2 separate regions of the Mus musculus genome follow, and region 1 is linked to region 2. A link is a loop called in an ENCODE intact Hi-C map of the cell type or tissue named here. Cell type or tissue: left cerebral cortex. All regions are shown on one strand.

The links. Hi-C counts contacts between places; a loop is a spot of excess contacts. Peaks named below come from ENCODE experiments on the same cell type or tissue, not always from the same donor. Only the 100,000 strongest peaks of a DNase experiment are listed, where the experiment ranks them.
Region 1: a loop joins it to region 2, with 2.8 times the contacts of the local background. A loop is called at or near these places in 2 of 42 quality-filtered maps.

What each region holds. Positions count from the first base shown.
Region 1 is chr12:58,915,844-58,923,843 of GRCm38, reverse strand. It overlaps the pseudogene Gm2649 and the pseudogene Gm47647. Among named protein-coding and RNA genes, the nearest start is that of Sec23a, 92 kb to the left of the region's middle. In left cerebral cortex, a CTCF peak has its summit at 3,692 (motif pointing right); DNase peaks (open chromatin) are centred at 162, 7,179 and 7,647.
Region 2 is chr12:58,808,574-58,816,573 of GRCm38, reverse strand. No RefSeq gene overlaps it. Among named protein-coding and RNA genes, the nearest start is that of Sec23a, 200 kb to the left of the region's middle. In left cerebral cortex, no CTCF peak of the experiment used is centred here; DNase peaks (open chromatin) are centred at 1,731, 2,264 and 3,595.

The DNA.
Region 1 (8,000 bases), 110 kb before region 2:
AAGAGAAGATCTCATTTCCCCGGACCAGAGGGAATGCAGTCCCCGTGGCTGCATCTTTGGCCCTAGACCTCCCAACAGTCCAGAGCTGGGGCCTATTGTGTTTTAGGACACCTCTGAGGAGAAGAATCGGGTGAAGGTTACGTGGAGATGGAGAAGGCACCTATTCGCCTACCTTAAGGAGAGAGGGAAGCCGCAGGAGCTAGTCTCTTGTAAGATATAACCGGGTTTCACAGACATCAACTTCATCTCAAAAACTGCAGATTGTCATAGCGTTTCTAAAGTCACTTCTCTGGCCCAGACAGGTATATGCAAAGAATAAATTAGAACTAACACAAAGAGGAAAAAGACTGACATAGATGCCAAAAGCTATAAGGGAATTCATCCTACTTTGCTATTTAAGAAATCTTGTATCAGAAACAGTCCATTTTAGTGTTACACACTGCCAGTATTTTTCTTGTGTTAACTGTTTAAACCTCCAAAGTATTTTGCTTACCATGTTTGTAAATAAATGGTTGCCTCCTTCAATATGTAATTTCAATAATCCTATATCATGATTACTGTAAATATAATTGCTCTAGGCAATGAAATCTAGTGCTTAGCTATGTTTTCATTTTATCTCAAGATGTATTAGTTCAATAAACACTCCAAAGAATTAAAATATACAATAGACATAGTTTTGTTTGGTTGCAAAAGCATCAAAAGGGCAGAACATACATCTTAGTGAAGAAAATGTATCAGCTTGGGCATTTTAGTCAGAAGGTCTAGAGACTTTAAAGAGAAATTTTGAAGTGAAAATAAGTCTAATTTATTTTAAAGGTCATAGCAATACCACTGTTCTTTTTAAAAGCTTGTAGATTTATGTGTGTGTGTGTGTGTGTGTGTGTGTGTGTGTGTGTGTGTTTTGCCTGTGTACTGAGTGCCTTGTATCTACAGAGGTCAGAAGTGGACATTAAGATCTTCTGGAACTATAGTTACAGACAGTTATGAGCTACCATGTGGGTGCTGGGAACCAAACCCAGGTCTTCTGCAAGAGCATCAACTGCTCTTAACCATGAAGCCCTTGGTCTAGCCCAATAGGACGGTTCTTAACCGCCATTTACACTGTATTTATCTGACATTTATACTACCGACTCCACTAACAATTGTATGTAAAATTTATTTTTCATGAGGAAATCTGGTATTGCTACACTGGCAGTCACTTATCTAGCCACCACATAATAAAAAGTTGTCATATTTTTTCTTGAAAAATTAAGGGACTGATTTTTAAGGCTTAGTCATTTGGGCTGAATCATAAATGGTCATTAAAATTATGAGTGCTTACGTGATGGGATGGATTAGGGTTAAGAGAGGTAAGACTCAGTTGGCGGTACACGGCTGGGAGGGTGGAGGCCAAGGGTCTCCTGATTGACATGGGGATAGGTGCCTTCTGCCAGGAACACTCATCCCCTCTTTACTCAGCTCCTCCTTGCTGTTCTGCATTGTCTGACATCGTACAGGACTCAGATATCTGTCCACTGAGCATAGTAAATAGAGAGAAAGTTTCCACATTAGCCCCAGGACACTCAGAACAAAACAAATGTTGGCCTGTGTCTCATTAATATCTACACCAATGATGTCCACATAGGATGTGTTTATCCGGAAACTGGCATTGCCTACTTGTTTTGTTGAGGGTAAGGGCAATGGTGTCCAGTAAAATTCAGAGATATGGCAGGAAAACAATCTAGTAGAGTCAGGAAGATGCTGGGAACATGTCAACAGACCTCTCTGCCCCGTCAGTGCACAGGCCCTCCATGGCAGTGCTTGGGTGGCATCTCACCACCTAGTGGGGTTAATCTAAATCGTTTTCTAAATTTGCTTTTTCCTGGGACCAATCAAATCATTTGCTGATGGAGAACATGTAATGAGCTAAATATTGTTCCATGTACTTGGGACAGATCAGAGATTAAAACAAGGAGCTCCGCGTACTGCTCGTGACCTTGGGAATGTCACTACAGCCCTCTGCACCAGTCACCAGCTGCCCAATGGGTGAGATTAGGAACAGTGGACACTGAGCCTGGTACACTCCAGATGCCGTACAAGACTCCTGCTGCAACCCACCATCCAGGCAGCAGGAAGGGCTGGTAGTGGACTTTCAGTAATAAAGTGTAATGGGGAGAGGGGAGAGGGGAGAGGGGAGGGGGGAGGGGGGAGGGGGGAGAGGGGAGGGGGGAGAGGGGAGAGGGGAGAGTGGAGAGGGGAGAGGGGAGAAGGGAGAGGGGAGGGGAAGAGGGGAGAGGGGAGAGGGGAGGAGAGGGGAGAGGGGAGGGGGGGAGAGGGGAGAGGGGAGGAGAGGGGAGAGGGGAGGAGAGGGGGGGAGAGGGGAGAGGGGAGGGGGGGGAGAGGGGAGAGGGGAGAGGGGAGGAGAGGGGAGAGGGGAGAGGGGAGGAGAGGGGAGAGGGGAGGGGGGGGAGAGGGGAGAGGGGAGAGGGGAGAGGGGAGAGGGGAGAGGGGAGAGGGGAGAGGGGAGAGGGGAGGAGAGGGGAGAGTGCACTGATTTATCCTGGCTGGTGGGCTCTGCCAAACTGTTATTGCTGCTGAGGCTGCTTGATGTCAGCCTTGTAAGCCAGGCCCTTGGCCTTCTCTGCACTGGCCAGATCATCTTTGGCTTCTTTTGCTGCCCCAAGAAGTATACTGGAAAGAGCCCCACCTCGTAGCTTTGCCAAGATGTAATTAAAAACTCTTCATTGTCTTGGTCACATTGCTTTTGAAATGGGCAGACCAAGTTCCTGGACAGCTCTGGAGATGCCAAATAAGGAAGCTCGAGGCTTCCTGTGGGTTTCGGTCCAGCAGCTGTCATCAGAGTTCACACATCACTGCTCCACACCATCAGCTGGTTGTGTTTGAAGTTTCACATGAATGCCGTTGTGTGATTCTGTGGCTCTACAATAGAGTCTTCCAGGATGTACATCAAATGATCGACATTGGCAGGAAGCACCTGTTTTACCCAATGTACCAGCCTGTTGATCTTGGTCAGGAGTCTTCAGGACAGAAGATTCCAGTCAGGGGTCACCTCCCCGTGCACTGTGTGTTCAGTTAAGCTGTGTTTGCTATAGAGATTTGGGTTCCATTGCCACATGGCAGTGATCTCTTGGTCTCAGGAACTTAGAGCACTTTCTGGTCCAGGAAATACTTTACCATCACTGAGGCCTGGGCAGGCCTAGCATCTGAACAGCATCTGGGTGCAGAGCCAGGGGTGAACAAGGCTTGTTGAATGCCTGTCAGGCTCGCAAGTTCAGCCTCTGTTGGACTAGGCCCAAGTTGCTACCATGGTCATAGGGATTATAAGACTGTGCCTTAAAAAAAATTTTTTTTAAATCAAATGTTATTTATTTTGTAGTCTAGGTAGTTATTTAAAAATAACAATTAGAAAAAAAAGTGAAAACTGTTCTGTCGCTGTGGCAAATGTCACGGCTGAGCAAGGCTTACAGTTCCTGATGGATGGGAGTCCCTCACGGTGGGTAGGGATGGTAGCACGCGGAAGGGCAGGAGGCAGAAAGTTGAGTGGTCACATCCTCAGCCACAAACCACAGAGGAAGCAGAGACGGAGAATGAAAAGCTGGGAGAAGTTGTAAATTCTTTTATTTACTATTATTAAAGATGTATTTATTTATTTTATGTATATGAGTACACCATTGCTCTCTTCAGACATACCAGAAGAGGGCATCGGATCCCATTACAGATGGTTGTGAGCCATCATGTGGTTGCTGGGAATTGAACTCAGGAATTCTGGAAGAGCAGTCGGTGCTCTTAACTGCTGAGCCATCTCTCTAGTCTCTAGGCCCAAAGTTACAAATTCTTTTTTTTTTTTTTTTTTTTTTTTTTACATTTTTCTAAAGATTTATTCATTCTATCTAGATATTTAATTTTTTATTAGATATTTTCTTTATTTGCATTTCAAATGTTATCCCTTTTCCTGGTTTCCTCTCGGAAAACCCCCTCTCCCCTCTCCCCTCCCCCTGCTCACCAACCCACCCACTCCTGCTTCCTGGTCCTGGCATTCCCTTACACTGGGGTATTTAGCCTTCACAGGACCAAGGGCCTGTCAAGCCCATCCCCAGTGATGTATTTCCTTCAGCAGGGCTGTTCCACCTCCCCAAACAGCGCCACCAACTGGGGACCAAGTGTTCAAGTGTCTGAGTCTATAGAGGGCATTTCTTATTCAAACCACCACATTCAGAATAAAAAGGGAGTTGCTATGCTAACCCTAGTTTAAAACTGTTAACGCAGTAAAGAGGTTATGAAGGGAGGGTTCCTATGCATAGTCACTTATTGGGAAAACCTGCCAGAAGCACACAGGCTTGCACAGAGACATGTCGGCTTCAGATTGAAGCTACTCAGTATCAGTTTTGTGTGTGTGTGTGTGTGTGTGTGTGTGTGTGTGTGTGTGTGTGCACATGTGCATATGTCTGTGGAGGCAAGAAGATGACCTCAAGTGTTATTCCTCAGGTATTGGCCTATTTTTTTCTTCTTTCTTTATTTTTGACACAGGTCTCTTACTGGCCTGGACTTTGCCAAGTAGGCTAGGCTGTGTGCACAGCAGGCTCCAGGGACCCTTGCTTCCATCATTCCGTTGCTGGGGTTACGGTGTGCATCACCATGCCTGGGTGCTGGGTCTGGAACTTGGGTCCTCATGTTTGTAAGATAAACACTTTGACAAACAAGCTATCTCTCCAGCACCACTATCATTCTTTACAGAGCCTTTCTCGAATTGTTTCTAATTTAGAGTAAGATTAATGGTTTATTTAAAAATGACCAGGACCTAGCATTTTATTTGTGGCACATGTTGTCTGTGATTACGTATTGTACAACTCACTGGCTTGTTACTAAAATGAATAGCAGCAATCTGGGAGGGAACCAGAGAAAACTTCCTTAGTGAAGATTCTAATATTAATCCTCCAAATTTAAAAACAGAAAAAAGGCAATCCTTAGGTTATAAGCAAATCTTTTCTGAGTTAGATGAAATGTATGTTCTTCCCCCTATGTAGACACTGATGGAAAGATGAAAGATTTTTATTTTCAGGCGCTAAGTTCTTTTTCTTTTTCTTTTTTTGCGATTGGATATCCCTCTGTAGCTCAGGCTGGTGTCAAACTCATGGCCATCCTCCTGTTTCAGCCTCTTGAGTGTTGGGATTATACATGTGAGCTTGGTTTTGTTTTATAAATTCTTTTTCAGGTATACAATTGTAGCTTCAAATATTTTTTCAAAGAATTTTTAAAAAAATTAAAGCAATATTGTTCTTTTTATTGAAAATAGATTTTTTTCCATACAGTATATTATGATTACAGATTCCTCTCCCCCAATTCCTCCCAGATCTTGGAGAGATGGCGCAGTGATTAAGAGCTCTGGCTGAAGCTGGGCGGTGGTGGCACACACCTTTAATTCCATCACTTGGGAGGCAGAGGCAGGCGGATTTCTGAGTTTGAGGCCAGCCTGGTCTACAAAAGTGAGTTCCAGGACAGACAGGGCTATACAGAGAAACCCTGTCTTGAACCCCCCCCCCCAAAAAAGAAACAACCCAAAAAAACCAAAAACCAAAAACCAAAAAACCAAAAAACCAAAACACCAAAAAAACCCTCTGGCTGTTCAAACTACAAACTAAGGAATACCCATGGAGGGACCCATGGCTACAGTCACATATATAGCAGAGGCTAGCCTTGTGGAAGGAGAATCCCTTGGTCCTGTGAAAGCTCGATGCCCCAGTGAAGGAGAGTTCCAGGGTGGGGATGTGGGAGTGGGTGGGTGGATGGGGGAGCACTCTCATAGAAGGAGGGGGATGGGATAGGGGGTTTCAGGCAGGGGGTGGGGAGGAACCAGGAAAGGGGATAACATTTGAAGTGTAAATAAAGAAAATATCCACCCCTCCCCCAAAAAGAGCTGTGGCTGTTCCTCTAGAGGACTCATGCTAATTCTCAGTACCCCCATGAGCTCACAGCCACCTGTAACTGCAGTCTCAGGAGAGCCGTCATCCTTTGCTGGCCTCTAACGGTACTGTTGGCACAAGGTCCAGAGTCATACATGCAGGTAAAACACTCACATGCATAAAAAATAAATCTTAAAACATTTAAAATAGCGACGTTTGTTTTATAAGGGAAAGAAATTAAAGATAAATAGCCTGCTGTAAAACTGGCTCTGATAGTGATGAGCCGACGCTTGGGTAGAAGGTCCTTGACTAACTTAGGAAGCCTGTGCCATATGGGGCTCAGTCCCCTTGCCTCTGAATAAAGCTGTTGGATTCAGGGAAGACTATAAGTAACTCTTAGTTTAAAATACCCTGAAGCTATGGATGAAAATAGAGGATCCCTTAGTTTTCTTGGACTCTGTCTTTGAACCAGTATCTTCACCTACTAGACTTCCCATTTCTCCCCACCTGATCATTTTGTTAAAGTTCTGTTGATCTTCAACTACCCTGGGCATTCAAGGGTTGTTAAGTTTCTCTTTGGGTAATCTGACCGGGCTCTTATGCTGTTTTATTTGAGTTGATTTATTTTTGTGGTGCTGGGAAATAAACCCAGACAGAGCCTTGTGCGTGCTACTCAAGTACTCTACCACTGCACTAACCTAATCCTGGACGCATCATTTTAAAAGACATTTCCCCTCTATTTCTAAGTTAATTTCTTTAGCTAGTGTTCCACGTAGTGGACTCCATGAATATGTGTTCGAGAATGTAACCCATTGTATTTTTCTCACATTATAGCAATTCTTCATCTTGCAACATGAATGCTTGACCTTCTTTTCATATAACCACCGGTGTTGTTGGAAGAAATACTATGCTTTGAATAAAAACATGGTTAGTTATTCTTCTCTTGATGTATATCGATTTGTCCAGAAGATGCTAATGTTTGTCATCTAACTCAAATGTTGAGAGGATAAGCCCATGGACACAGAAGCAAAATTGAAAGTAGTGATTCTGAAATTCATTGATCTCAGCTTGTCAGTCTCATTGGTGATGACAAAAAGATGCTCCAGGAAGAATGGGGATTCAGACTAATGATTGAATCGGAAGGCGGCACTGGGCAGGAAAGCCTCAACTTCATATCATTATATTATCCTCAATAGCAGTCACACACAGACAGGAACACCCACTAGGTACCTCTGCCAACAAACTTATGAGCTCATCTGAATTAATCTTTGTAAAATCTCACGAGCCATCAATACTTAGACACTATGCCAAGCAATCCACAGGAGGACATATGGCTTCATTATAATTAGAAGAGACACTGGGAACATCACTTATATTAGAAAGATTATAAAGAAACCTCAGCTCACTCTTCTGTGGCTGAAACTTTTAAAGAGAATGAATAAAATGTTCTATATTGGAGCTCTTCATCATGCTTTAGCATGGCTTACATAGCTCAAAATTAAAGTCATCAAGACATCACTGATTACTCAATAAAAAAAAAAAAAAAGAAAAAAGTGGTCAGGCCTCATGCTGCTGTAAAAGATGCTATGATAGTGTCGGGCCTATGCTATGGGAGAAGCCAGTGTTTGCAGAGCAAGGATGCAGACTCTCCTTAATGTATCATCCATGATGTCTCAGATTCAACCAAAAGCTGTAGGACTGGAGGGCTGGGGGTGGGGCCAGGAGGGCCACAGGTGGTGGGGCACACCTGTATTTCTAGCACTTGGAGGCACAGGTGGAGGATCTCAGGTTTGAGGCTGGCCTCAGATGTATACCGTGACCCCATCTGTAACAAACAAGCAAACAAACAAACAACAACAAATCCCTCTGAGTAAATAATGACATAAATTTATTGACCATAAAGATACAAGGAAGTTGACCCATGCCAGGAAAAAGATTATCCTCGGTATGACCAGATTTTCCACTTAGTAAAGATAGGTCTCTAAGCAGAATTGGTTACTATGCTCAAAGATACCAAGGAAAATAGTTTTCTTTCTAATATTTTCATTTTTAAAAAAAATTAGTTTTTTTAGCACACAAACAATGGGCTTCACTATGATA
Region 2 (8,000 bases):
TTCTCAACAGAGGAATATTGAATGGCTGAGAAGCACTTAAAGAAATGTTCAGCATCCTTAGTCATCAGAGAAATGCAAATCAAAATGATCCCGAGATTCCACCCTACACCAATCAGAATGACAGCACATGCTGGCGAAGATGTGGAGAAAGGGGAACACTCCTCCATAGCTAGTGAGATTGCAAACTGGTACAGCAGAAATCAATCTGTCGTTTTTTCAGAAAATTGGAAACTGTTCTACCTGAAGACCCAGCTATACCACTCCTGGACATATAACCAAAGGATGTCCACCAAATCACAAGGACACATGCTCCACTATGATTACAGCAGCCTAATTTGTAATAGCCAGAAGCTGGAAACAACCCAGATGTCCCTCTACCGAAGAATGGTTACAGAAAATGTGACTTACTTACACAATGGAGTACAATTCAGCCATTAAAAACAAGGACATCTTGAATTTTCAGGAAAATGGATAGAACTTGAAAATACCTTTATGAGTTAGATAACCCAGACCCCAAATTACATGCATGGTATGTACTCACTAACAAGTGGTTTTTAGCCAAAAAGTACAGAATACCCATGATACACCCCACAGAAATACCAACATTGTCAACTAACTTGGATCCCTGGGAGCTCCCAGAGACTAAGCCACCAACCAAAGAGCATACAAGGTCCCAAGCACATATATAGCAGAGTACTGCCTTGTCTGGCCGCAGTAGAAGAGGATGTTCCTAATCCATGTAGAGACTTGATGCCCCAGGTAGGGGGATTCCAGAGGGAGAGCACCTTCTCAGAGGGGAAGGGGAGGGGGCACTGGGAGGCAGGACAACATTTGGGATGTAAATAAACAAAATAATTAATAAAAAATAGTTAAAAAAACAAGGGAGGAGCCAGTTGGGCTATGTGCTGCTCAGAAGTCAAATTAAAATAAGCAGGAGGAAATGAGACTGTCTTAGCTTTTGTGATAAATGGACCACTGTAATAAATGCTTCAGTGGGGGAAGAAGCTATATGCTATGGACACAGGCTAAGATAATTTATGTAGCATTTCAAAGGAACATCTAGTTTAGTGATGGCAGAAATCACGCTAAAGCCTCCCATTCCCAAGGCGACCCAGCTTGCCAAAGTTTCCTACCAGGACACCAATGTTGACGTCCTCGTGGATAGCTGGCAAGTTTTGGTAACTCACATTGTAGAGAATGAGGAGTGAAGTTCTCAGTTTACTTCTACAGGCTAAGTAAAGTGGGAAGATATTTCCTACAAAGAATTTTTTGGCAGAAAACTGACAAAATCATTAACTGCCATTTAAAAAGAGGCTATAAAGCTTAAATGCTGGCAACTCTATCCTCTATTAATGCTGAAAAATTATGGCATGCCATAGTTCATCCTCAAGTTTACTGCCACAAATATTGAACAAAGCATGCTATGACATGATATTGACGCTCTACTTCCACCGATAACTCAGTCCTGGGGAATTTATGTGCTGCAGTCAGTTGAATTGCAGTTCTTGGCATAATTCTCATAAATGTTGTTAGGAATTGTTGGCCAAATGTGGCATGATATAGTTGAATATCTGAGAAAGGAGAAGCTCTTCCATGTAGGCACACATTTAAAATTTGGTTTGAAAAATGAGTCTGATTTTATCCTATCCTCTCAGGATGTTCCAAGAGAGTACAATCTAGGAACTTCTAGGATGGCCAGGTTGACGGACGTCAGATGCAGCCTGTTAGCTTGTCCAGATGGTCTGTGAAACTAACTATTGTTTTACCATCTATTTATTCCTTTGTGTGTGGAACCATTTGATTCTGCAGTGAATTGTTCAGTTGTTTCTCAGCTGAACACGTTTGGCTGCTGGGATGTAGATTTTTATAGAATCAATTAATGTAAGATTCTACTAGCCAGCAGGCTGAATACCAGAATATCATTTCAGGTTTTTTTTTCTAAATAATAAAAAAAACTTTTGTGCAAATTTCATGGAGGGAGTATGGGAGGAATTAATTCCCGCCTCTGCGACTGTTGTACTAGGTAGGATCCCTCGATTTATAGCACAAACTGGTGAATACTGGAGACTCAATTTTGTGATGAATTCTCTTGATATATGGGAGACCCTTTAGTTACATTTTAGATGACCATTCATCTTGTGTCTTCCTGCCTCTTGATCTCCACATGCCATTGTTGTCATTTTATGGAGAGCAGCAGTACTGTATGGCATTGGAGGAGAGGACTCTGGTGGCAGATGGCTTGGGCTTGAGTCTCTGTTCCATCTAAGGAACTTGCTTAACTGTTCTGCGTCTGTTTCCTCATCTGCACAATATGGGTGAAGACACCGATAGACTCTCCCTAGGGAGGGGGTGGTTGCTCCTGGCAGGTAACAAATACTAAGGCCCCGAGAAGCAGTGCTCCAGTTTAGAATAATTTTTATCTCAATGTTACCATCTGTACCTTCTCTTTACTTCTGAAACTCATTCTCATGGTCGCTTACACTTTGGTGACTTCATCCAAAGGAACTCATCTACTCTGAACCATTGTGTTTGTTCGTTGCTTGCTATCTTAACTTCTAGCACCTCCATCTCTGGTCACTGAACTTGTGAAGACTTCTAGTTCCTTGGCCATTTCTTTTCCTTTCCAACTGGAGCACTTCTCTCTTCTGCTTGTGTCTCAGGCTTCTCTTGCCAGCACTTCCAACCCTAATTAAGATGCACTGTTAAATTTGGAGAAGTCTGGCTTTCATTATTAGGTCACAGAAACTGGAAGGGAATTCAGAATATGGCAGATTGATGTCATCAAAGCAACTGAGGTTCTTTAAAATCCCTCTAGACTTTCAAGCCCACAGGTGACCACCTTAGGTGTCTTTATTGGCTTCCTTTCCTGTCCCAACTTCCATCACTTTTCCAGACATCCTGACCTGGATGGTGTGAACAATATGTATTTCTACCATTGGTTTTCCAGAATTGTCTTTTCTGTACTTCTTTTACCTTTTTCCTCCCTCATAGTACAAGATTAATTCCTCAACTGACAATATCATTTCTGTCTGTCTTCATGGCCTATGATGCTCCAATTCTGTGGTGACCTGTAAATTTCCTGTTTTTGAACTTTTTTTTTAACTGCTTTGGTTTTATGCTTAATTTCTTCATCTTAAAAACAGTCTTGGGGGCCACAGGGATGGGCTCAAGGGTAAAGAGCATGTGCTGCTCTTGCAGAGAACTGGAGCTCAATTCCCAGTATCCAGATTAGGTGATTTCTCATTGCCTATAGCTACACACACACACACACACACACACACACACACACACACACACACACACACACACAGAGGCAGGCTGATCTCTGTAAGTGCAAGGCCATTCTGGTCTACATGGCTAGTTCCAGAATAGCCATGGCTAGAAAAAGAAAGCCTGTCTCAAAAACCAAACAAACACAAAACCCAAACCAACAGAGCCTCAAGGACCTCCGTTCCTCTCCAGCCTTCCAGTTTTCTATGAACCATCCGGATTGTCTCCACTTCCTTATCTTCCATTCATTCATTGGAATTCTAAATCCCTCTTCCCTCCCAAATCCCTCTAGCTCCTACCCAGACCATCTGCTGCTTGCACTGGAATAACTTATCTCACTTCCTCTCTGTTACACGGTTAGAAGCTTCCTGAAACCCACTTTGTGGACTTTTCCTTCTTTCTCTTTTGTCTTTTTCTGGCTTCTCCTTGCAGACTCTCCTTGCTTCTTCAGCAAGGATGCTGAGAAGAGCTAGTTTCTCTGCCTCTCTTCTGACTTACAAGCTCTATTAGAATAAAACATGTTGGGCTGGTGAGATGACTCAGTGGGTAAGAGCACCTGACTGCTCTTCCGAAGGTCCCGAGTTCAAATCCCAGCAACCACATGGTGGCTCACAACCATCCGTGACGAGATCTGACTCCCTCTTCTGGAGTGTCTGAAGACAGTTACAGTATACTTACATATAATAATAAATAAATCTTAAAAAAAAGAATAAAACATGTTCCATCTTAAAAGTTCAACCCATAAATTGAAAGAGTCTCAGTTTTACATCTCTGCATCCATGGCCAAATTGACCATATGATTCCCTATCCTAAAACTCAAGTTTATGCTTGCTAGTGAACTGACAGCATCTTGATTGCTCTCCCCCTTTTTTTACTGCCATAGTTTTCTTTAAATCTTTTATTAGATATTTGCTTTATTTACATTTCAAATGTTATCTCATTTCCTAGTTTCCTCTTTGAAAATCCCCTATGCCCACCCCCTGCTCCCCAACACACCCACTCCTGCTTCCTGGCCCTGGCATTCCCCTTTACTAGGGCATAAAGCCTTCACAGGACCAAGGGCCTCTCCTATTGATGACTGTCTAGGCCATCCTCTGCTACAAATATAGCTAGAGTCACAGTTCCACCATGTGCTTTTTTTTTGAATGGTGGTATACTTCCAAGGAGCTCTGGGGCTACTGGTTAGTTCATATTGATGTTCCTCCTATGGGGCTTCAGACCCCTTCAGCTCCCTGGGTACTTTCTCTAGCTCCTTCACTGGGGACCTTGTGTTCGGTCCAGTGGATGACTGTGAGCATCCACTTCTGTATTTGCCAGGCACTGGTAGAGCCTCACAAGAGACAGCTATATCAGGCTCCTGTCAGCAAGCACTTGTTGGTATCCACAATAGTGTCTGGGTTTGGTGACTGTATGTGGGATGGATCCCCAAGTGGGGCAGTCTCTGGATGGTCTTTCCTTCAGGTTCTGCTCAGAACTTTGTCTCTGTAACTCCTTCCATGGGTATTTTGTTCCCCTTTCTAAAAAGGAACCTGGCTCCTAAGACAGCTTTCCTCCAGCACTTTCAAGCTGCTCACTGTGAAACACATCATGCTTGCCTCACTGCTTCAAACACCTTGGGCACTCTTGTTTACCTAGAAAAATCTCATTAGCCAGAGGAAAGTTTTTGGTCTGTGAAACTCTTTTGACTTCTTTCTTACTTTTAAAGCAGTTTTGTTGTGTTTCTGTTTTTAGGCTCTCTTCGGTATCTCTCTATAGACCTAGTCTGTGGCAGGGTAGCAACCTGGGCTGAAGTTCAACGTGTACTTTTTATCTCACACTCATGCTTGTATGTCTTTCTCCCTGAACCTTTTTTATGAGTCAGGGTCTTGCTATTTAGCTCACGATGGCCTCTAATCAACCTGCCTCAGTCTCTTGGTAGCTGAGAATGTAGTTATGCTGCTATTCTGGAATCATGTCTTTATTGCCCCAATCAACAGTACAGAGCCTGACATAGGGAAAAAATAGAATGCTTATTTTATTTGTGTTAATTAATTGTAAAAATGATAGATTTCATTGCCTGTCTTCATGTGCAGATATAATGTATGTTTGTAGGCTTAGATTTTTCAAAACGCACTTTATTTATTCTTAAATGCTTCAACCTCCCTTCTAATGCACTGGCCAGAGGTAGGAGAAAAAGGTTAATAGGAAAAGGGGACTGTGGACCTGTTTAGAAGTAGTTCCTTGGGATGATTCCACTCCTCATTGTCAGGATACCAGCAGTCCATTTCAATAGCAAACACCAAACATGAATCAGTAGTGGTGACAAGATCCAACAGAAACAGCAAGGCTCTGAAGAGTTGGCACACGTCAGCGGAAGCAACTAGAATCAGCTGGATTACCACGAGAAGGTCTTTGGTGCATTTCTCTCTATGAAGTAAAGACCCGCAAAAGCCAGTGAAGACCAGTGAGGACTAGTGAAGTGTTGTACAGTGTAGCAATGCAAGAGCATCCACTAACTCTTTGTGGGGTTCTATTTGTATTCATCATGTGCCTTCTCAAGTGTCTGTTTTCAACCAAACATCACATGCCCTCTCACAAGACAGTTTCCAGAAAAACATCATGTGATACAACTGAGTTATTGAAGAAACCAGAAATTTCCACTTCATACGTTGATCATATCTACTACCTATTACCCTCCTTTACCTGTATCTTTGTGTCCATAGGTCCTTCCATTCCCCACAAAGTCCTTCTATACACTTTTGCCCTTTACCTTTTTTATAGGCCAGTTAAAAATATGTATGTATGTATGTATGTATGTATGTATGTATGTATGTGTGTATGTGTGTCTGAGTGTATGTACCTACTTGGGTGAGTCCCTATGCCCGTGTGTATGTGAGGAGGCAGGAAGAAGGCAGCAGATGTCCTCGTTCATCATTTGCTGTTGCTATGAGACAAGATCTCTTCTTGAACTCAGGAATCAAGTTCTGACTATGTTGGAAGTCAGCAAGCCCTATTGGTGCTCCTGTCTCTGTCTCCTTCAGTGCTGGAGTCATAGGCATGGGTGGCTAAAGCTTGGCTTATTTTGTGGGTGCTAATATCTGAACCCAGGTCTCCACAATTGCAAAACAAGTATTCTTTATAGCTGAGCCATTTCTCCAGCCCCTCATATTCTTTTCCAAAACATAGATAATTCCTATGAGAGAAAAAATATTTTTCTTTCTGAGTCTAGCTTATGTCACTTAGCCCAGCAATCCCTTGATTCACTCACTCTCTGGTGAACAACATAACTTCATTCTTGATGTCTGAACAAAATTCTGGTGAATAGACCAGGTGCTCCTCCACCTACTGCTGGGCATGCAGGTTCTCCCCACAACTTTGCTACTGTGAATAGCGTTGTGAGAAACATGGGTTTGCAAGTGTCTCTTACTACATGGTGACTTTGATTCCTTCAGGTATGTACTAATGGAATATCAATGTAGTTTGATTTGCATTTTCCTGATAGTTAAATATAGTGAACATTATTTCATGAAATTTTTGGCAATTTGTACTCATCATTTGTTCAGATCGTTTGGTGATTTGATTATTTCTTCTTTTGCTCTTTAAATTGGTGAGTTCTTTATATATTCTGGATATTGATCTCCTGTTTGATGTCTAGCAGACAGAATTTTTCTTTCACTCCAGAGACTACCTCTTGATTTGGTTGGTTGTTTTCTCTGCAAATTGTCAATTCTTGCTATCATTTCTTATGTCTATATCTACAACCTGAAGTACAGCATTTTCCTTATGTTTTCTTCTAATACTTCCAAGTCTTACATTGAGAACTTTGTTGTATTTTGAATTGGTTTTATGAAGGATGAGAGATAGGGATCTAATTTCTTTCTTCTACAAATGGATGTCCACTCCAGTTGTATTTGTTGAGAGGCCACCTTCTTCTTCTTCTTCTTCTTCTTCTTCTTCTTCTTCTTCTTCTTCTTCTTCTTCTTCTTCTTCTTCTTCTTCTTCTTCTTCTTCTTCTTCTTCTTCTTCTTCTTCTTTCTTCTTCTTCTTCTTCTTCTTCTTCTTCTTCTTCTTCTTCTTCTTCTTCTTCTTCTTCTTCTTCTTCTTCTTCCTTCTTCTTCTTCTTCTTCTTCTTCTTCTTCTTCTTCTTCTTCTTCTTCTTCTTCTTCTTCTTCTTCTTCTTCTTCTTCTTCTTTTACAACATGTGTTTATTGAAAAACATATGACTGTATCTGCGAAGTTTTTATTTCTGGGTCATCTAGTCTATCTACCTGATGGATTGATCTATCTGTCTGTCTGTCTATCTATCTATCTATCTATCTATCTATCTATCTATCTATCTCATTTTTTCCTAGTAACTCAAACTCTTTTCATCAAAATCTGTTAAATCAAAACGACAAGCTGGCTAAGATAAATATGCTGTTCTGTTACTATGATTATGTAATTTGAAATTAGGTATTGAGATTCCTTTAATAGTGCTCAGGATTGCTTTGGCTGTTCAGAATCTTTTGTGCTTCACAATGATTATTGAATGAACAAATGAAGGAGATTGCCCACCATACTGAGTTCTGTCTCCTGTATCACTCTTTCTTTGATTCTTGTTCTTTATGCATAGAAAGTTGAAACTTATCTAGGAGAAGAGAATAATTTTATATACACTTAAGAAACGAATGAGTGTGGATGTATATTTGTGTAACTGCAAAAAGGAGGGCTACCTGATACACCCACTAAGATCTGGAAAGATATCAGAAAAA